2 separate regions of the Homo sapiens genome follow, and region 2 is linked to region 1. Evidence: read pairs that join two places in POLR2A ChIA-PET (ENCODE). Cell type or tissue: HepG2. All regions are shown on one strand. Links, peaks and the distances in the headings refer to the core of each region. The heading gives the core; the rest is flanking DNA.

Region 1 (10,537 bases), core at 2,038-7,037:
CCCTGAGGACAGGGCGATGTCCCCAGAGCCCAGCATGGGCTTGGCAACAGTAAAATAACAGAATGAATAATTGAAGGGAGTGATCAACCTAGAAGTTCCCAAGGGCCAGAAGAACCTGGAGTCTAGAGCCCTGCCTCCTTCCAGAGCCCCAGCCTCCCTGCTGGCCCCTGGTGGGGGCTGCACACCCTGGACGATCCCAGGGGCCCTTCCTGAGAGACCAGACTGCATCCTCTGGTCCCTCCTGCCTTTTGGGAACTGCCCTCCTGACCCTCACTTGAGGGGAGGAGCTCGTATCACAGTCAGCAAAGGCTGGACAGAAATAGCCCACAGCCTCATCACCAGAGGAGACTCATGCCCCAGCCCACCACCCCGTTTCTCCAGGAACCAGAGCCACGATGAACCACTGCTCAGCAGGAACGACAATGACAACAGGGAGCTACACTGAATACCCACTGTGATCATTTATGTGTATTCTCTTAATCTTCCAGTGACCCAGGGCAGGGGACATTATTTTCCCCTTTTGCAGATGAGTAAACTGAGAAGTGAAGTGATTTTATCAGCAATGGCAGAGAAAGATGTTAGCACAGTTTGGCTCCAGAGCCTCCACCTAGGGACACCCCCCACCCCCTACCCACAGGTGCTGTACCCTACAACCGCTCTCTGGCTGCAGCCTGGGCCCTTGACCTCTGACCCCCGGTTGCCCTTGCAGCAGGTGGGACCCGGGGACCAGGCAGCGCACTGCCCACTATTGCCCGGCATTCTGGGGGCGGCATGAATGAACCGACTCATGAATATGCAGGCAGGCCGGGCTGCGGAGCGCTCTCAGCTAAATCTGATCACAATGCGGGATAAATTAAGCGGCAGGATAAATGCATTAAAAATAACGGTCGGAGGAACAGGCTGTTCAAGGAGGGGTCTGGGGAGGAGGGGAGAGGCACAGTGGGGGAAGTTCCACCAGGCACTGCCAGCCGCTCCCAAACAGCCCCAAATGAAGTTCCCTTCCGTGGGGGAGGACCCTCTCCCCATCTCCACCCTCCCCTGGTTCCTATGGAAACGCAGAGCAAGTTTAGGAGGGAAAATGCCTAGAGATGAGGGAAATGGGGAGGGACTAAGAATAGCAGCTGGGCTGGGGCTGGGGCTGGGGACAGGTGCAGACAGGGTCTCTTTCCTGACACGGGTGAGGAGAGGACCTGGGCCAGGCCAGGCTCCCCACACCCCCGCAGGCTTCCAGTAGCATCAGGAGAGGGGCAGTGGGGGAGAGAACCACGTTCTGCCAGCCCCAGGGTCGAATACAGATGGTGTCCCTGGGTAATGGCAGCAATAATAACAGCAGCTACGTCTCCATGGAGCGTTTGTTCAGGGCCCCACAAAGGGAGGCAGGCACTGGGGAATCTCTCTTTCTACAGGCAGAGAAGTGCAGCCCAGAGGTATGCGGCGACTCGCCCAGCAACACACAGCTGGGACCGGACAGGGCAGCCTGGCTCCAGACCTCTCTCTTGACTGCTGCAGGCCCGCTGTGAGTCCCAGCACCAGCTACACAGGGCAGAGCTTGTTCAGCAAACTTTTTTATTTTTGAGATGGGGTCTCAATGTGTGGTCTCAAACTTCTGGGCTCAAGTGATCCTCCTGCCTCAGCCTCCTGTGTAGCTGGGATTACAGGCATATGCCACCAAGCCTGGCCCTTGTTCAGCAAATCTTTATTGAGCAGCTACTATATTGCAGGCACTTGTGTAGGCACTGGGGCCACAGTGGGCAGGAGCGTGTTCTTACTGGATGGAGACTGGGTGGCTTCCAGACTTCCTCTCTCCAGTCCAGACAGGGGGTGGGTCGGGAGCTCAGACCAAGGAAAGAAAGGTTCTGGGAAGCCGAGGATGGCTTCTCAGAGCTTGGAGGACAGAAAGCCTGATTAGACTTTAGCTGGGTGGGACAATCACAGGCTCCAAATCCAGCTCTGCCACCTGCTGGTTGTGAGATCTTGGGCCAGTTACTCAACCTCTGCACCTTGTTTCCTCCATCTATAAAATGGGGATGATGACGGCACCCACCTCCTATGACCATAAGTAAGGTACCAGCTCGACAGTTCCAGGCGCATACTGATCGCACTTAAATGTCAACTCATCACAGTATTTTGTGTTTTTTGTTTTTTTTGTTTGCTTGTTTGTTTGAGATGGAATCTCGTTCTGTCTCCCAGGCTGGAGGGCAGTGGCACGATCTCGGCTCACTGCAACCTCTGCCTCCCGGGTTCAAGTGATTCTCCTACCTCAGTCTCCTGTGGAGCTGGGATTACAGGAGTGCGCCACCATGCCTGGCTAATTTTCGTATTTTTTATAGAGACGGAGTTTTGCCATGTTGGCCAAGCTGGTCTCGAACTCCTGACCTCAGTGATCCGCCCATCTCAGCCTCCCACAGTGCTGGGATTACAGGTGTGAGCCACCATGCCCGGCCAGCTCTTCACAGTTTTATGATATTACTGTTCAGGCAAGAGCCCTGCTCTCCACTCCACCCAACCCCCACCTGAAGGAGCCAAGGGTGTGCTTCTATTCTTTCTCCAAGACCCCCGACCTCAGGCTCCCAGAAGCTGTCCCCTGGGTGAAAGGGGGTGGCCTACAGGCTCACAGGTCATTGCCCACCCAGCCTCCCCCAGTCACATCTGGGTGCTGGGTGGGTGTTTGTGAACGAAGCACACCATGGCCCACCCATCTCTCCTCCGTTCCCAGCAGGCCCAGAGTGCAGAGGTGGGGAAGGAAAGAGAGGAGAGGCCACGGAGAGGTGAATCCCACCTGAATCAAGTGACAAAAAGGGAACTGGGGAGGGGGAGGGTGATGAACAGAGAGACTTTGCTCAAAGAGATGTCTCCTCGGCAGCTGCCCATAGTGTCGAAGCACATGGCCTGGGCACTGTGCTGCACTGGGTTTGCACAGGACAGCCCTGATGCTTTCCCTCATCTCACAAGGATGGGCTCACTTGTGCTCTAGAGGGGATTAATAAATACGGGAATTCAATGCCAGGCAAGAGTGGAAAGAAGCTGAAATGGCTGAACCTAATGTGGGACCCTCCTCTCTTAGCTGGCGCCCAGACCTGCATGGCTGTCTTGTTGTCAGACGTGCCTGCACGCACTTTTTAGAACCGGGATTGTGGTCCTGAGCTGCCTGAAAACCTGCTCTCCCAGCTTGAAGGTCTGTTGCAGCCTCTTACTATTATTGTTATTTTAATTTTTGAGACTTGGTCTCTGTCACCCAGGCTGGAGTGCAGTGGCGCGATCACGGCTCATTGCAACCTTTAACTCCAGGCTCAAGCGATCCTCCCACTTCAGTCTCCCGAGTAGCTGGAACTACAGGCACGCACCACCACACCCAGCTAATTTTTTAAAATTTTTTTGTAGAGACAGGGTCTCACTGTGTTGCCTAAGCTGGTCTCAAACTCCTGGCCTCAGGCAATCCGCCTGCCTTGGCCTCCCAAAGTGCTGGGATTACAGACCTGAGCCACCTAGCCTGGCTTGCAGCCACTGCTGAGCTGACCACAGGGAAGGTCTTCACTTAAACCTGTGCTGGTCAATCAGGAGACCTGGATGGCATGGCTTCCTCTTTTGGGTGGTGGCCTCTCCTCCCTTCTCTGTTTCTTCCTTTCTCTCTCCCTCCCTCGCCCGTTCCCTCCCTCTCTTTCTGGTTAGTTCTCAGCTCACCTTTTCCTCAGATGGATCTTTCCTTTCCCAACTCTGAATGGAGTGAGATCGCAGAGAGCAGAGCAGCGCAGTGAAGGATGGAGAGAGACAAGACGGTGTCCAGGCCGGCCTGGCCGTCAGCACCCTCGGAAGCTCTGGGCAGGCCCTCCCTGTCCTTCTGCGGGCTTGTTCTCCTTGTTGCCTTCTGCAGGCTCCAGGCCCTTCCTGCTCTGGGCCTTGTCCTGTGGGTTGGCCCCGCATTCTGTCCTCTCCAGGCTGACCCTCCATGCACCTCTGAGACCCACCGCCCGGGCTCACACCTGCCCAGTCTCGAGGCTGCCTGCCCTGGCTGCATCTCTCCCCTCCTCAGAACAATGAGGACTTTGTAACACGTCACATTCATTCTCCCTCTGTGCATGGTCTCAGGTGAGTGGGATCTGGAGACAGGAAGAGGGCACGTGAGGTATCGGGTATGCAGGAAGTAGGCTGGAGAGAGCCAGCAGGAACCAGCTTGTGTGCTCCTGGCTTCCGGGGGGGCTAATTTTGATCCCGGCTTCCTGGGCACAGAGGAGGCTTCCTGGGCAAAGGCCCCATTCAAGGCCAAGGCCTTTCTCTAAGCAATCAGCCTGGAAAGCAGGAAATGCAGCACAAGCTCCTGCCTGGTTCTACAGATTCTGGGCCCTTCCCGTAGACGTCTGTGGAACTCGGTGGAGCCTGCGTGCTGGTTTGCTGTTTAGACTTCCAGTCAGAAACGATGTGATATCAACAGCAAAAACAAACAAAAAACAAAAACCAACCAACAAACAACAACAAAAACCCTTGACCCAGCAATTCTACTACCACAGAGCCTACGAACGCATATGGACAAGAAGCAAAGCTGCTTTTCCAAGCATGTTCATTACAGAGCTATTTATACTGGAGCAAAACCAGAAACCTAGTTCCCCAAAACAGGAGAGTGGTTATACCAAGGTATAAACACAGAATGAAATATGCTGTGGCAGATAAAAGTGATGCCGTGGGCCGGGTGTGGCGACTCACGCCTGTAATCCCAACATTTTGAGAGGCCAAAGTGGGAGGATTGCTTGAGGCTAGGAGTTCAAGACCAGCCTGGGCAACATAGAAAGACTTTATCCCTACAATTTTTTTTGTTGTTGTTAATTAGCCGGGTGTGATGATATCTTCCTGTAGTCCCAGCTACTCTGGAGGCTGAGGTGGGTGGATCGTATGAGCCCAGGAGTTCAAGGCTGCAGCGAGCTATGATTAAGTCACTGCACTTCAGTCTGGGTGACACAGCGAGACTCTGTCTCTAAAAAAAAAAAAAAAAAAGAAAGAAAGTGACACTGTGAATGTAAATTTATGTATTGACATGAACAAATGATCAGTTTTGGCCAGGTGCGGTGACTCACGCCTGTAATCCCAGCACTTTGGGAGGCCGAAGTGGGTGGAAAACAAGATCAGGAGATCGAGACCATCCTGGCTAGCACGGTGAAACCCCGTCTCTACTAAAAATACAAAAAATTAGCGGAGCCTGATGGCGGGTCCCTGTAGTCCCAGCTACTCAGGAGGCTGAGGCAGGAGAATGGCATGAACCCATGAGGCGGAGGTTGCAGTGAGCCGAGATTGCGCCACTGCACTCTGGCCTGAGCGACAGAGCGAGACTCTGTCTCAAAAAAAAAAAAAAAAAAAAAGAAAGAAACAAATGATCAGTTTTACAAAACAGCCTGTATAGTATAATCCCATTATATGCGTGCACACACATACAAAAAAGTCTAGATGCTTTCCAGCAAAATTCTTAACCATATCTTGGTAGTAAGATTTGGGGAAAGTTATGATTTTTTTCTCTTATTTTTCTTTATCTATATTTTCTAATTTTTATTTATTACCTAATTATTACACATTCATTATAGGAAGGGAGGATAGTATTATAATTTTGCATTTTATCTTTTTAAAAAAGTATAAACCCTTTGGCCAGTAATTCCAATTCCAGGAAGGTGTCCTAAGGAAATAACTAGGTTGATTACAAAGAGGTAACTACAAGAATAAACCATGTACTGTTTCTCACAGGGGAGAAATGGACACAAGCTAAAACGCTGGGCATTGGGGATTGGTTGAGCAAAGCGTGGTGTAGTCATATGCAAGGTGCCATGCAGCCACTAAAAATCATGCTGTGGAAGTGCAAATGTTGACTAGAAAGATGCTTGTGAATATATGATTGGAAGAAAAGAACAGGACTTAGAACATTATGTACTGAATCAGCCCCTCTGTCTGTAATATGTGCTGAGTCCTAAGACTGAAAGGATATATGCTTAATTGTTAATAGTTGTTTCATTTAGAGGAGCTGATTACAGGTGATCTTAATTTTCTTCTTTATACTTTCCTGATTATTTGATGATACATATGTATTATTACATAATTTTAAAAATTAATTCTTTAAGAAGGAAAAATAACCTATTCCAAGAGGTCAGGCAGTGAGAGGTGAAAGCTGGGCCCCCTGGTCCTGGCAGCTGGGGGCCATGGAAGCACCTAAGGAGGGGGTTGGGGTTGGGGGCAGCTGGTCCAACACCAATGTGGCGTCTGTCTGCACCTGCACTGGCTAAGGAAGCCCCCCCCCCGCCCCCCCCCCCCACCAGCTCCCTGCAGGCCTGCTCTCTGCCATTCATCCTCTGGAATTAGCTTGCAGAGACCATTTTAGGAAGCCCGTGGGCGGCTGGAAGCAGCTTGTGAGCAGAGCTGGAACCGGCTGAGAGCTGCAGAGAGAGAGAGTGCCCAGAGGAAGACAGGCAGAAAATAAGGGGAAGCCAGCACCTTTTTCCCATTTTTCTTTTTGGTTTGATTTTTCGAAAACAGTTCTCCAGAAAATCCTCACTTTGGCCCAAATGTTTCTTCTTCTGCCTTCCTTCCTCCAGGCCTCCATAGAGGGGCTGAATCTAAACTTGCTATGAAGCCGGGACCAGGGGTCTGGTCTCAACACTTCCACTAACTCACTGTGCAACCATGCTCAGTGGCTCACCCTCTCTGGGCCTCAGTTCCCAATTTCTGTCCAACTGGTCTGGAATGGACTCAAAGTTCTTTGAGGCTCCATGCTTCTGGGATTCCGTTTTAGGAGCAAGACAGCTGGACTAGATGTCTCCAAGGCCTCTGTACAGCTCTGACATTCGAGATTTGTGCTTCAAGATCTTTGAGAGTCTAAAACACACTGGCAAGAGCCTCTGTTTTTTGCAGCTGTGGTCTGGAATGCCATGGTATTAAATTGCGAATATTCCAGTCTAAGTTCTAGCTGAGTGGCTGCTTATTGTTTAAGACTACCTAGCTGAGCCCTACCTTTGCCAGGGGAATGGGGTTCTCTTTGCCAGTCTGGACATGGAGGCTTACATCCTGGGTCCCCACAAGTAAAGTTCAGACCCCAGGTAGCCCCTTGAAGTAGACATGAAAATAATAGCTCACGAATATGGTGCACTCACCAAATGCCAGGCTGCAATGGGTGAGTGGCCATTTGCCAATGGAGCCCCCGCCCTGGGGTGACAGAAACAGTCTCTGTTTACTGAACGTCTAGGATATTCCAGGCCTGGGGGCTACAGAGATCATAGGACTCAGGGGGTTGGCACTATGTTATGCCTGTTTTCCAGATGAGGACGCTGAAGCTCAGCGAGGTCCAGTGACTTGCCCAGGTCACAGAGCCAGAAGGTGGGAAAGCTGAGACCAGAGCCAGATCAGCTGACCCCAGGGCCCTGTGGAACTACTCTGTTGCCTCTGGGCAGCCCCTGGCCCTGCAGACCTCCAATGGGCGGGGCAGGCCATAGCTTCCAGATGATCAGGACTCCCACGGCAAGGAGGCTGATCCAGGGCACCCACCCGGCCGGCCTTCCTTCCCCAGCCAGGGTGGCCATGCTGGAGGTGGAGTTGGTTTGCAAGTAGGTAGGGCCTGTGTTTGTGCCCGCGTGCACGTGGGTGTCATCTGTGTGGCTCCGGGAGGGTGTGTATCTGTGTCTCCGTGTGGGCGTCTCTGCACGACGCACACGCATCTGTGTGTGAGCGCTCAGATGTGGGTGCTGGTTGTGTCTGCCTGTGTGTGTGCTGCCGTGTCTCTCCTGGAGCATGCGAGAGAGACAGAGTGCGATCCGTGGAGCCTGTGGGAGGGGAGCTGGGTGGGGACAGTTATCTGCGTGCTCCCTGCTGCCCTCCTTTGGAGCTCCATGGCCTTGGGCCCCTGAAAAGCTGCCTGCCCCCGTGGGTGTCCTGACATTTTGCCAAGTTGAACCTGCAACCCCCAGCTCCCACACCTACCCAGTGGCAGGACCCACCACCCAGGACCATTGTGGGAACCTCTTGGGCCAGATGGGGGGCTCATATCAGCCTTGGCCTTGGTCCTTGGAGGACAGGTGAAGGCCCTGCAGAAAGGCAGCTGGGTTGCAGCATCCCTGCTCCTGAGCCCAGCTGTGGGTTGCAAACAACTCGCCTTCAGCCTGGGACTCCCCTTCCTCCACCCTGAATCAGGCCTGCGAAGGCCTGTGTCTGTCTTAGGGGGTGGACTGGGAAGAAAAACCCTAGAAAGGAGATTCGTGGTCTAAGAACTGGAAGGGAACCTCACAGTCATTTAATGAGGCCGCTGTCCTAATGGATGTGTGTTAGCCCCATTGGCTGCAGGTTTTACTTCCAAATCTCTGGGAACAGAAAACTCACCTCTTAAAAAAAGCCCATTCCATTGTAGGCAGCTTTGATGGTAAGTTGTGCCTCACACTAAGGTTTTCCATCTGCCTCCCATGGCTTCACCCTATGGATCTCAGCCCTGCCTTCTGGGGGCCATAAGGCTCAACCTTGACCATTTATGCTGAGGCAGGGGGCATCAGTCCAAAGCCTTGTAGGGACCCTCAGGCTGAGAGGTAGTTTCTGAGGCCAGGTGAAGCGCTGAGAACCCTCAAAGACACAGACAGGCTGAGGTAGGGCCATTCTGCTGGGGGCCGATCTCCTGGCTGGGTAGCTGAGAGCCCCTAGGTCCCACCAGGCCAAGGATGGGGGGAGGCAGCTGACACCAAGTGTCCCATGGAAGTTTGGGGATAGCTGCCCTGGCTGGGCCTGGGTCAGGGTCTCGGGGGCAACTCTGAGCCCTGGGGAGAGTTGGGAGCCACTGCCTGAAAAGAAGGGGTGCATACGCGTGATGAATGGATGAGGGCAGGGCTGCGGCTCCACCCCCAGCACAAGATTCTGCTGGGCTGAAGGATGGCGTGAGCTAAGAGCTTGGCACACGGGTTGGGGGGTGTGGACGAGAACTGCTGTTATGATGCTGTTCATCCATCCTCCCGCTCATTCTTCTCTGTGTCAGGCCCAGGGCTGAGGGATGGTGACCTGGAAGTGAAGCCGCCCCTCACCTTCCCGACCCCCACTCCTGCCCCAGAGGATTGGGCAGGTGGGAGAGACAGACTCAGCTCTGGATGTGTCATCATAACTCAGCACGTGCCCAGAACAGTCCCAGCCCCAGAGGCACCGCAGAGTGGGCTGCAGGTATCTTTGGCTCAGTCCCCTGCTCCTGGAGGAGAGGAATGTCACCCCTACCCCTCTGGGACTGGGTGCCATAGTTTTACATTGGCATGGGGCAGAGCCAATGCCTCTGTTTTACAGAGGAGATGCCCATTTTACAGATGAAGAAACTGGGGCTCATAGACTATCAGTGACTTCCTTATTATCCTTATCATGGGCAAGGCTGGGATCTGCCACATCCCAGAATCCAAGTGTCTCCTCTACCAGCCAAAAAGGCCAACAGCAGGGTAATGTGTCCTCAGAGGACCATACTTATGGCTCAGGAAGACCTTGCACCCGGTTCCAGCAGCTCTTTCCATGAGTCACCGGGGACCCAGCTGTTTATACGGCCTCACTTGGTCTCAATTTCCTCACCTGTAACATTGGATAAGGAGGCTTCTTCTGTGCTCCTGGCCCTCCCTGGCAAGCACGCATGCCCCACCGCCCGCCCTGCCCAATCCCTGCTTCTGGAATTCGCTGGCCTCTGACACACACTTAGAAATGAGTGAGTGTGAGCAAGGCAGGGTGGCATCCTAACCACATCGAGGTAGGTCCCCTCTCCTGCCAGGTGATGGACAGAGTCCTGTGGGTTAGAACAGCTTCCTCCAGCCACAGAAAGAGTATAGTAAAGTCGAAAAGTTGCAATCCGCTGGCTTGCAAATGTGGTTTGGGTTCCCTTGCACTGTGTGTGTGTGTGTGTGTGTGTGTGTGTGTGTGTGTGTGTGTGTGTTTTAATCTGAATTTCTTTGCCAACATTTAAAAATGAGACATTTCACATAAAAGTCCAGATTTCCGGCTTCTCTTGAAAAACTGGAAGCTCTGACAAGTCTGCCTTGAATTGGTTGCCCTGGGCCGGAGCTGGGGAGCCAAGGCACACTCTCCCACAGTCCTCGCATGGGCCTCCACTCATCCATGTGTCCTGCCTGATTTTGCCCCCTCCTTGGTACAAGAATCAGGCTCTGGAGTCAGGCTGACCCTGGTTAGTCCAAGTGCGTGGCTCAATCGCAGTGTGACCATTGGGAAGTTCCTGTTTTCCTGCTGATAGAACAGGGATTCCCGTAGCACCTACTTCATAGGGACGCCGCAAGGCTGAGAACAAATGTAAAGCTACTGCGCCCATTTAACATGGCGCGTGGCCCATGGTGAGTGTCAGCAAATGCCAGCAAGGTCTTGTTCACCACCATTTTCTCATTCTCTCCCGACAGGGGCTGAAGCAGCAGCAACGATGCCCTACCCACCCCCGCTCTGGCCCAGCCCTAGAGCTCTCCCTGGGCTGCACATGCGCTTGTGTGGTGGTGGCAATCCTGTCTGGGTAACACATCCAAAACAACAGATCAATAGCCACTAAGCACTGCAATGCCAT
Region 2 (10,537 bases), core at 3,774-8,773, 130 kb before region 1:
CTCCAGCCTCCCTGCCCCATCCACCATCATTATTAAAATAGCACACGCCTAGGATGTGTTCAAAGAATAGTAAGTCTCCCTCCCACCGAGGCGCCCCATGTGTACTCCCTGGAATTTCTCATGTGGTCTGCCAGAAATGTCCCAGCCTCCCTCGCATGTGTACATAATACTTAGAATAACTAACACTTACACTGCCTCATGATGTATCAGACTCTGTTCTAAGCACTTACGTATGTTAACTCACTTTCACCCTCAACAGCCCCTTGAGACAGTTGGCTGCTAGCAGCATCTCCATTTTGCTGACGAGGAGACTGAGACACTGAGAATAAGTAATTTGCCCAAGGTTACAGAGATGGGATTTGAACCCAGGCCGTTTAAATCCAGAGTCCATACTCTTAACCACTATCCACATCTTCCTGACTCCAACCTCCTCTTCCTAGACTAAGGGGCCTCCCCCGGCTGCCCTGCTTCCCTGGTATTCAAGGCCTTTGGCAACCTGCCCTTGCCCACTTCTGTGGCAGCATCTCTAGCCCATGCCATTCGCTCTTCCCAGGACACACTCCCTCCTGGCTATTTGTGCGTTTCCTCTGCCTTGATTGGCCTTCTCCTCCCCCAGGTCTGCAGCAAGGCCCAGCGCACACCGCCTCCTCCAGAGGCCCTCCCTGACCCGCTCCTCAACTACCCCCTCGACCGCAGCTGCCTCCCTCCAGGAGGCTCTGAACCGTGCAGAGGCTGCTAGATCATCTGCACTCTGTACTGGAATGAGGGTCCCCATGGGACTGGTGGGCTCTGCACAAGCTGCAATGGCAGCTTACTCATTTTTGTCTCTGCTTCATTCATTCATTCATTCATTCATTCATTCATTCATCCAACCAACAAATATTTGTAAACATCTCCCGTGGGCTAGGCCAGTGCTCACTAAGAGAGCTGTCTTGTGGGGAAGACTGATGTCACACACAGAAACACCATCTATGCATGCCCATCCTCTCTGCTCCCCGCATTCCATTCCACCCCCTCATTCACGGTCTCTCGTAGAGGAGCTTTCAGAAAAAGCTCGCTGGAAGGGGAGATGGATGAAATAGGATCTAATCTATGTGGGATTTTTCAGGAGTGGAGGGATGTGCCAGTCACAGCTTATCTGCTTGAGACGCCTCCTTTACAATGAGGTGGTCTAGTGCCTGGGGATGGTACCTTCTAGGGGAACAGCCTGCAGCCTGCATTGGTGCCTCTCATGGACTTTGGGGGTGACCACAGGCCTCTGTGTCCCCCTCTGGCATGCCCTTCCCCTGAGTTCCACCACCTGGAGCTCTGCAGCTGGCCTGACACACTGACCCTGAGTTCACCCTACCATAGACCTACAGGAACTCTTAGGAATCACCAAATCCAACCTCCATTGTACAGATGGGGAAACTGAGGTTTAGAGTGGACATCTGACACTGGAAGGTACAGTCAAGATTTCATAGTCCAATTTGTGATAGCCAGCCTCCAAGGTGTCCCCTGATGAGTCTCGTCTCCTGGTATTCACAGCCTTGAATGGTCGGTCTCCTCCCATACTGACTAGGGTTGACCCGGGTAACTAACAGGATACTGTGGAAATGACAGTATGTGACTTTCAGAGCTAGACTATGAAAGATACTGCAGTTTCCAACTTGCTGTTTTGGATCTCTTGCTCTGGGGGAAGACATCTACTGTGTTACAAAGGCACTCAAGCAGCCCTATGGAGTGGTCCACGTGGCCTCCTGCCATCAGCCCTATAAGTGAGCTTGGAAGCAAATCTTCCAGCCCAAGTCAAGCCTTCAGATGGCTGCAGCCCTAGCTGACATCCTGACTGCAACCTAATGAGAGATCCCTGAGCCAAGACCACCTAGCTAAGCTGGTCCTAAATTCTTGATCCACAGAAACTGTGTGATAACATGTGTTTAGTGTTGTTTTAGGCTGCTAAAGTTGTTTTGCAGCAATAGATAAGCAATACAAATTTCCTCTGGAAACACGTTGAGTTTGCTTGTATACTTCCAGAAATGGGCAAATTACTACCTCACAAAGCAGTCTGTTCTACCACTGGGCAGCTCAGACTATCGGTCTCCTTGAGGTTTCTTCTTTGGCCCCAGCTTTGCCCTCTGGGATTATAGGTAACACAAGCTCCCTTTGCCCTTGGTTGGCCATGCAGGGATTGCATTCTGCTATGGTCTGACTGTTCGTCCTCTCTAAAACTCATGTTGAAATTTAATTGCCATTGTGACAGTCTTGGGAGGTGGGACTTTAAAGATGTGTTTAGGTCATGAGGGCTCTGTCTCATGAATGATATTGCAGGAGTGGGTTCACCTCCTCTTTCCATTGTTTCTCTCTCTCTTTGACCTTCTGCCATGTGATGCCTTCCACCATGTTATGACATAGCAAGAAGGCCCTCGCCAGATGCCAGCACCTTGACTTGGACTTCCCAGCCTCCAGAACTGTGAGCCAATTCATTTCTGTTCATTATACATTACCCAGCCTGTGGTATTCTGTTACAGTAGCACAAAATGGACTAAGACATATCCGCTCTGGCTGTCTCTTCTTCTGCCAGCTACACAGCCTTGGGCAAATCCACCCCTCTTTCTGTCCTCTTTTCTCAGAGGACAAGGCTCTAGGTTTCTACTCATTCTGTGCTCTCTTTAAGCCATGTACTAGATTATCACAGAGTTGAGTGGCAAAGAGGAAGTAATACCAGCTACAGAATCCAACACACCCAGGCTAAAAGCCCAATTCCTCCACCATCTGTGTGAACTTTGAGTATGTTGCTTCCCCTCTCTGAGCCATTGTTAAGATGAAGGTAGTAACAGAGGGTGACTAGGAGGAGTAAATGAATTACTGTATTTAATAAAAAAAAATTTTTTTTTATGAGACAGGGTCTTGCCCTATCACCCAGGCTGGAGTTTGTGATCATAGCCACTACAGCTTGGAATTCCTGGGCTCAAGAAATCCTCCTGCCTCAGCCTCCCAAGTAGCTGGGACTACTGGCATGCACCACCATGTCCAGCTAATTTTTTAATATTTTGTAGAGACAGGGTCTCACTGTGCTGCCCAGGCTGGTCTTGAACCCCTGGGTTCAAGCAATCTTCCCATCTTGATCTCCCAAAGTGCTGGGATGACAGGCATGAGCCACTGCCTGAATTACTGTAATGATGATGATAGCAGTAGTAACAGCAACTATTTCATTCATGAGGCACATATGATCCAACAGACACTTGACACGCATTAGCCCATTTAACAGACCCAAAGTGTAGGTGAGATTATGCCTTTTCTTTTATAGAGGAGGAAACTGAGTCCAGAGAAGCAAAGTGACTTGCCCAGTTGGTAAGTGGTAGAGATGAGTTTTGAACCCCAAATGACTCTGACCAGGTTGAGGGATATCCTGAGTAACAGGTAGTTCCTTTTTGTCAGCCTATTCCCATCAGTAGAGCCCTAGCACGGAACCTGGGGCCAGGTTTGCATCTGCGCTGACTTGGGGGCCCTCCCACTGGCATGACATGTGTCTTCCTGGCCCTGCTCATTTGCAGTTGTAAATGGTTTCACAATTCATCTACTGAACACAGATGTAGCATGAACTGACACCCCCAACCCTGGCCCTGCCACTGTCTCCAGCTTTCTCTCACACCCCGCTCCTAGTCATTCACTCGGCTCCAGCCACACTGGTTTGCCAGATCCTTCAACTCACCAAGCACTTTCCTCCCTCAGGGCGTTCACATTGGCTGTACCTCTTTCTAGAATACTTTTCCCGATTCAGGTCTTGGCACAGACGTCACCTCCTCAGGGAGGCCTTCCCTGATCCTTCAGTCTACAGTGGGTGCTCCCTCTTTTTCTCTGTCACAGCAGCCTGTGTGTTTTGTAAAACTCGTCTCTGTCAAAAGCGGTCTTCATTTATGTGCTTATTGTTGCTGCCCTCTTCCCAGATTGTGAGCTCTGCCAGAGGGGAGAGACTGACCTATCTTATTCAAGGCTGTGTCCCCAACGCTAACCACGATGCTGGCACCCAGCAGCTACTGAGGGACTGTTTGTCAGATGAGTGAACATGAACTTCCTTGCTCAGCACTAGGGCACTGGGGGAGAAGCAGGAAGGGCAATGTTGCAAACCCATTCCGCAGGTGAGGACACACAGCCCGGGAGGGAAAAGCCGCCTGCCTGAGGTGACACCAGGGCTAAGCAGCAGCACGTGGCAAAGACTGGGGGCTCCCCTCTCAGCTCAGAGCCCCCTCCTCAGCCAGGACTGTCTGGACCCGCCAGGGAGGCAGCTGGATGCTAATTGATATTCTGCCCGGGACTGCTTGGAATGGAATAAAATATTTATCTGTGGCTGGAGGTTTGCAGAGGACATTTAAGATGGATCGCGTTCTCATGTGCCTATGAAATCTAATTGGATTCATTGTAGGATATTTGGTTTCTCGGAACAGGCATATCATTTTCTCAGGGAGCGGCAGCCTCTGCCGCCCAGGATTGGATGGGTGCTGTTTTGGCCTCAGGCTGCCCAATTGGCCGGGGCCAGGTTAGGTCTCTGGTTGCTGGGCGGGTGGGGGACTGGAGGAGGGGTGGTGGCAGGAGGAGTTTGACTGGCCTCTCTGTGGGATGGCCTGATTTCCTCTGAGGTTCCCAGCCACAGAAAGCCAGTTTTTCCGGCAAAGGGGGGAATTCCTCAAGAAAGCACATTGCCCCTCACCTCTGATTCCCCGCTGGCCCCCCAGCGCCCGGTGACAGCTGCCTGGTGGCCTCCAAAACATCTCGAAACTCCGCACCTGGTTTTCATCGCCATTGCCACAGCCACCCCCTCCTTCACTCCCATTCCCCTGTTCCAGGCACGTCACTGGTCTTCTGCCCCCAGATTCCCCCCACTCCAGAGTGCGAAAGATCTTCCTAAAGTATATGTTTCAAGTTCTGCCTCCCACTTTCCATACGAACAAAGGCAAGCCTCTTCCCCACCCCCAGCCTCAGTTTCCCCATCAGAAAGGAAGGAGTTGGGCTGCAATGTTCCCAACCCCATCCAACCCCCTCAGACCCCAAATGCCATTTTTATAGAAAATATTTTGTAATGTCCCCTTTTATTCTCCTGAAATAAAATTCATAGATCATATTACCTACCTACACACGTAATTTAAAAACATACAATGCCCTAACTGAAATATAAAGGAGAAGTGAAAGGAAAGTAATTTATAATACGACTCATATTGTAAAGCACAATGCTGGGACACAACTCGTCAAGAAGGCGTAATGAAGGAATCAGATGCCAGCACCTACCCACAGAATCTGTGACAGTTACAAATGCAGACAGAGAAAGATGTGCTGTTGAATCAGCTGCTCAAATATCGCTGGTACCACAAGCTAGAGGGGATGATCCTTCCAAAATGGTGACCAACTCTTGGTAAAATTCTGAACCAACAGAAGAAGCACATCCTTTCTTTGGCATTCATGACAGTTACATTCCTGGTATATTAAAACTGGGTAAAAAGGTACTTCAAGCTTGTATACAAAATATAGTGAGGGTCCAGGATCAGGGAGTTACAAACAGGTTTTTTGTTTGTTTGTTTCAGTTTCGTTATTTTTGCCTACAGGAATGGCTGGCAGGACATTTGAAAGTCACATGGAACGCAGCTGGGACAATTCTTCATTGTGAAAGTTTGGCCTGAATGTTACCAGTTTCCTGCCCTCTAAAAGCTAGTAGCCCCTGCTCAGTTACTGTGGTAACAAAAATAGCCCCTGGGAGGCGCTGCTGTGCCCTTGAGAGCCTCGGGACTACAGCCTGACTAGCAGATTCAGAGCTCACCACCAGCTGTATTTCCTACACCTGTGGCAGACATAACTAATGGAAACCTCACGTTCTCATTGATGGGATAAGGCCTGGAATCCTCGAATCTGCACTCTATGCAACCCACTGGAATTAGCTCATGAGCTGAAACTTGGCTCAAAGTTGAAACTCATTCAACTCTTACAAATACTTACAGAATTTGACAGAGCTAACTGAAGGGTCTGCGAGGTTCTTTAGCTTCACTTTCAAGGCTCCAGGCTTCCCTGCCCCTCCCCAGCTCAAGGCCCACCCATAGCTCCCCAGTGCTGGCAGCAGGCAGTTCTGTCCCTTGGCTGGCCATTCCCAGCTCTCTCTGGGTTGGTCCAACAATGACAGACACAGGCAGAGCACTTCAGAGATTGCAAAGCAGGCATGATCTTATTTTTTCTTACACAGAATGTGAGGCAGGCAGAGCAAGGGCATGGGTCTCATTTTATAGATAAGGAAACCAAGGCTCTTCGGGTGGAAGTGACTTGCCCAAGGCCACAGAGCTAGGAAGTAGTCAGCACTGGAACCCAATTCTCTTGAATGTAAAGCCCTCATCTTGTCCAGCCTGTGCTTTTTATGTTTTTGTTTTTGTTTTCTTGGTTGTTGTTGTTTGTTTGTTTTTTGAGACAGAGTCTCACTCTGTTGCTCAGGCTAGAGTGCAACCTCCAGCAACCTCCTGGCTCACTGCAACTCCGCCTCCTGGGTTCAAGAAATTCTTGTGCCTCAGGCTCCCAGGTAGCTGGGATTACAGATATGCACCACCATGCCTAGCTAATTTTTGTATTTTTGGTAGACACAGGGTTTTGCCTTGTTGCCCAGACTGGTCTTGAACTGCTGACCTCAAGTGATCCACCCGCCTCAGCCTCCCAAAGTGCTGGGATTACAGGTGTGAGCCACCGCGCCTGGCCAGCCTTGCTGTGTATTAGGTAATCCAAGCTCCAGTCACAGCCAGCCACACGTTATTCTCCAGCAACTCCCATCATACCCAGGAACCACAGCATAGTGGCTGAGAATGTGGGAGCCAGAGTCAGACTGTATCTGGCTGACTTCCAATCCTGACTCTACCATTTGGAGCTGTGTGACCTTGGGCAGGTTACTCAACCTCTCTGGTTTCCATTTCCTCATCTATAAATGGAGATAATGGTATCTATCTCACAGAGCTGTTAAAGGGGGTTAAACGAGGCAATCACATAGAACATTCAGCATAGTGCCTAGCAAGCAATAAGAGCTTAATGGATCTTGGCTGGTATTATTGCTTCCACAGCTCCTGCCACCTGATGTACTCTTCTCTACGGCTGTGTTAGTAATATCTTCTCTCATAAACATCACTCCTTTGACCCTGCCACCTCCACCAGACTGATCTTACCTCACCCTGATTCCTAGCAAATTTTATCAGTGTTTCCATTTTTGCCAAGAGTTACTCCATACCTCCATGCCTTTGCCCATGCTGTTCCCTCTGGGTGGAATGCTTTTCCCATCTTGTCTCCTAGCCTAACACTTACATCTTTAAGTAGTAACTCCTCCAGAAGGCCTTCCCTGAGACACACAGACCGGATCAGGAATCTCCTCTTGGGTCCGACAGCCCTTGGTTCTCTCTAACACACCAGAATTGTCACTGGACATCAAGAACAGAGAAAAGTTTGAACCCCAAAATTAGCAAATACGTGTTTTTTCAAACACATATGTAACATTTACAAAAATTGGCAAAGTTTTTTTGTCGCCCAGGCTGGAGTGCAATGGCACAATCTCAGCTCACCGCAACCTCTGCCTCCCAGGTTCAAGCGATTCTCTTGCCTCAGCCTCCTGAGTAGCTGGGATTACAGGCGCCCGCCACCACATCTGGCTAATTTTTGTATTTTAGTAGAGACAGGGTTTCACCATGTTGGCCAGGCTAGTCTCGAACTCCTGACCTCAGGTGATCCACCCACCTCATCCTCCCAAAGTGCTGGGATTACAGGCGTAAGCCACCATGCCTGGCCTAATTTGCCAAGTTTTAAGCTGCAAAGCCAATCTCAACGAATACCAAAGAAACAATGCAGTAACAAAAGATAACTGAAAATTACCCATACGTTTGAAATTTAAAAAACATCTATTTCTAAATAACTCGTGGGCTGAGGAAGAAACCAAAAGGAAAATGAGAAAAGACTTAGAAATGAATGATAATGACAATACAATATATCAAAATTTGAGGGATGCAGCTAAAGTTGTATCTAGAGACGTATAGTCTTCAGTGTTTATATTAAAAAAAGAAAAGAAAAAAACAAACTGAAAAGCAATATGATAAACAACTCCAAAAGTTAGAAAAGAAACACCAAAATAAATCCAAAGAAGGGAGAAGGGTGGGAGTGCCTGCCAATTTCCACATATGCCTCCCTTATGGCACTGGGGAGTATCTTTGGGTCCTGCAGGCTGGCCAGGGCGTGACACGGAAGGGCTGTTAGTGAATGTCAGTTGAATGCATGCTCTGGATAGAATAGCTTTGGTTTCTCGCTATTTCGTTTCTGTGTCAGTGTTTCTCAAGTTGGGTTCCCAGAACCCCTGAATTAGGACTCACCCAAGTCTAAATGGAGTGAGACCCCAGAACTTACATTTTCTAACAAGCTCTCAGGCGAGTCCATGTGTACTGATCCTTACTCCATGGCAAGGGAGTACAGGGCTGCCTCAGGGAAACTTACAAGGTCAGGCGTGTCTGTTAAGGGAACCCGCCCTTCCCCTTAGGGACCTTCTTCCCCACTGATGTTTTTGTTACCAGCTCCATACCACTTAGAGATAATCATGTCTCAAATCTAAGCCTCAGTTTACCTGCCTGGAATATGGGAATAAAGATGGTTCTTCCTCTGCAGCTTCAGGTGCCTCAAGGTTTTTCTTCCCAGAAACTCCTCCCTGGGGCACAGGTCAACTTCCTGTTCCATGGTGGGTTGTCACTCTTTAAAAGGGCACAGCTCTCAAAAACCACTCTCCCTCTTCTGAATCATTTGAATGCAACCGCCCTGAGAGGGCAGGCAGGGCTCGTTATGGTTCGTGTTTTATGGATGGAGAAACTGAGGCTAAGTAGGGCTGCCTTCAGGGTGAGAAGTCTTCAATAGGCCCCTGGAATCACCCCAGAGGAAGATCAAAAGTTCCATCTATCCCTCATGGTATGTGTATGTGGTATGTGTGTGGTGTGTGTGTGTGTGGTGTGTGCGTGTATGTGTTTGTGTCTGTGGTGTGTATGCGTGCGTGTGTGTGTCTGGTGTGTGTATGTGGTGTGTGTATGTGTGTGTCTGTGGTGTGTGTGTGCGTGTGTGTGCACGTGTATGTATGTGGTGTGTGTGTATGGTGTGCATGTGTGTGGTGTGTGTGATGTGTATGTGTGTGTGTGCATGTGATGTGTGTGTGTGGGTGTGTGTATGTGGTGTGTGTGTGTGTATGTGGTGTGTGTATGTGGCATGTGTGTATGTGGGGTGTGTGTATGTGCGTGTGGTATGTGTGTGTGTGTGTGCGTGTGTGTGTGTGTGCTGGGTTCTGGGTGAGGGGTTTGGGATGATCATCCTCTTAGATGTGGGAACACCAGATCTGGAAGAGGTCTCAAGCCGGTCAAGTAACCCCACTCACTGCACTTCTGCGGTGCTGAGGGGCAGATGCTGGCCCAAGGTCACCCAGTAGGAGGATGTCAACCTCGGACTAGACCTTGGGGCTCCAGCCTTTCCGGAGGTGGTGCTTCCCTCCTCAGTGGACGAGAGTCCCCACTGCCATGATGTTGTTTCAATGGGCCTCCCAAGATTGCTGTGTGTGCAGGTGGGCTCCTCAGAGCTGGTGTGGCCTTGGAAGCTGGGACCAGGCAGGCCTGGGCCTCAATCTAATCAGCCCAGCCAGTCTCAGGGACCTCTGGGACTTCTTAAAGCCTCATGCCTTTATCCAGAAAATGAGACGAGTAATAACTGCATCTCTCTCATGGACTTGATGGTGAGGGCCATAAGCGATCAAATATGTGTGACCATCCAGCACAGAGACTAATGTTTGCCACACCCCTGCTCTGAGCATGGTCGAGAATGGCAGTGCTGGCCAGGTCCGGGACTTTGGGAGGCCGAGGCGGGCGGATCACCTGAGGTCAGGAGTTTGAGACCAGCCGGGTCAACATGGTGAAATCCTGTCTCTACTAAAAATATAAATATTAGCCAGGTGTGGTGGCATGTGCCTATAATCCCAGCTACTCAGGAGGCTGAGGCAGGAGAATCACTTGAACCTGGGAGGCGGAGGTTGCAGTGAGCCAAGATTGCGCCACTGCACTCCAGCCTGGGTGACAGAGCAAGACTCCATCTCAATAATAATAATAAAAAAAAGGCAGTGCTGACTGTGATAACTACATTGCTGACCGCTGAGGGCCAGGCTCTGGGCTAAGTGCTTTAGGTTCACGCATTCATTGAACACATATTTGGATACTGAGCTCCTACTATGTGCCAGGCACTCAAAGCTCTCGGATACAGCAGCAAAGAAGACAGTCCTTGCCCCCATAGAGCCTACATTCTAGCTGGGGAGACAGGTAACAGGTAAATGAATATATAATATAATGTCATGCAACAATACCTTCTTGGAAGCCAATTAGAGAAGGTAAAGAAGAATGCAGTGTGATAGGGTCAGGAAAGTCTTTCTGCAAAAGCAATATTTGGGCAGAAGTGACGGGTGGGTCTTGTGGATGCCTGGGGAAAGGGCATTCCTGGTAGAGGAATGGTGAATGTGGAATGGAGGTGCAGCTGG

What was found. Peaks named below come from ENCODE experiments on the same cell type or tissue, not always from the same donor. Only the 100,000 strongest peaks of a DNase experiment are listed, where the experiment ranks them.
Region 2: POLR2A ChIA-PET joins it to region 1 with 5 read pairs; 2 of 35 experiments call an interaction of 5 or more read pairs at or near these places.

The regions. Positions count from the first base shown.
Region 1 is chr20:36,264,962-36,275,498 of GRCh38, reverse strand. No RefSeq gene overlaps it. Among named protein-coding and RNA genes, the nearest start is that of AAR2, 34 kb to the right of the region's middle. RefSeq lists an enhancer at 3,382-4,581. In HepG2, for the core only: no CTCF peak of the experiment used is centred there; a DNase peak (open chromatin) is centred at 4,128; H3K4me3 peaks cover 1,225 bases; H3K27me3 peaks cover 626 bases.
Region 2 is chr20:36,395,082-36,405,618 of GRCh38, reverse strand. The region is part of intron 2 of DLGAP4 (DLG associated protein 4); the gene reads right to left. Among named protein-coding and RNA genes, the nearest start is that of DLGAP4, 94 kb to the right of the region's middle. In HepG2, for the core only: a CTCF peak has its summit at 5,744; a DNase peak (open chromatin) is centred at 5,738; H3K27me3 peaks cover 1,000 bases.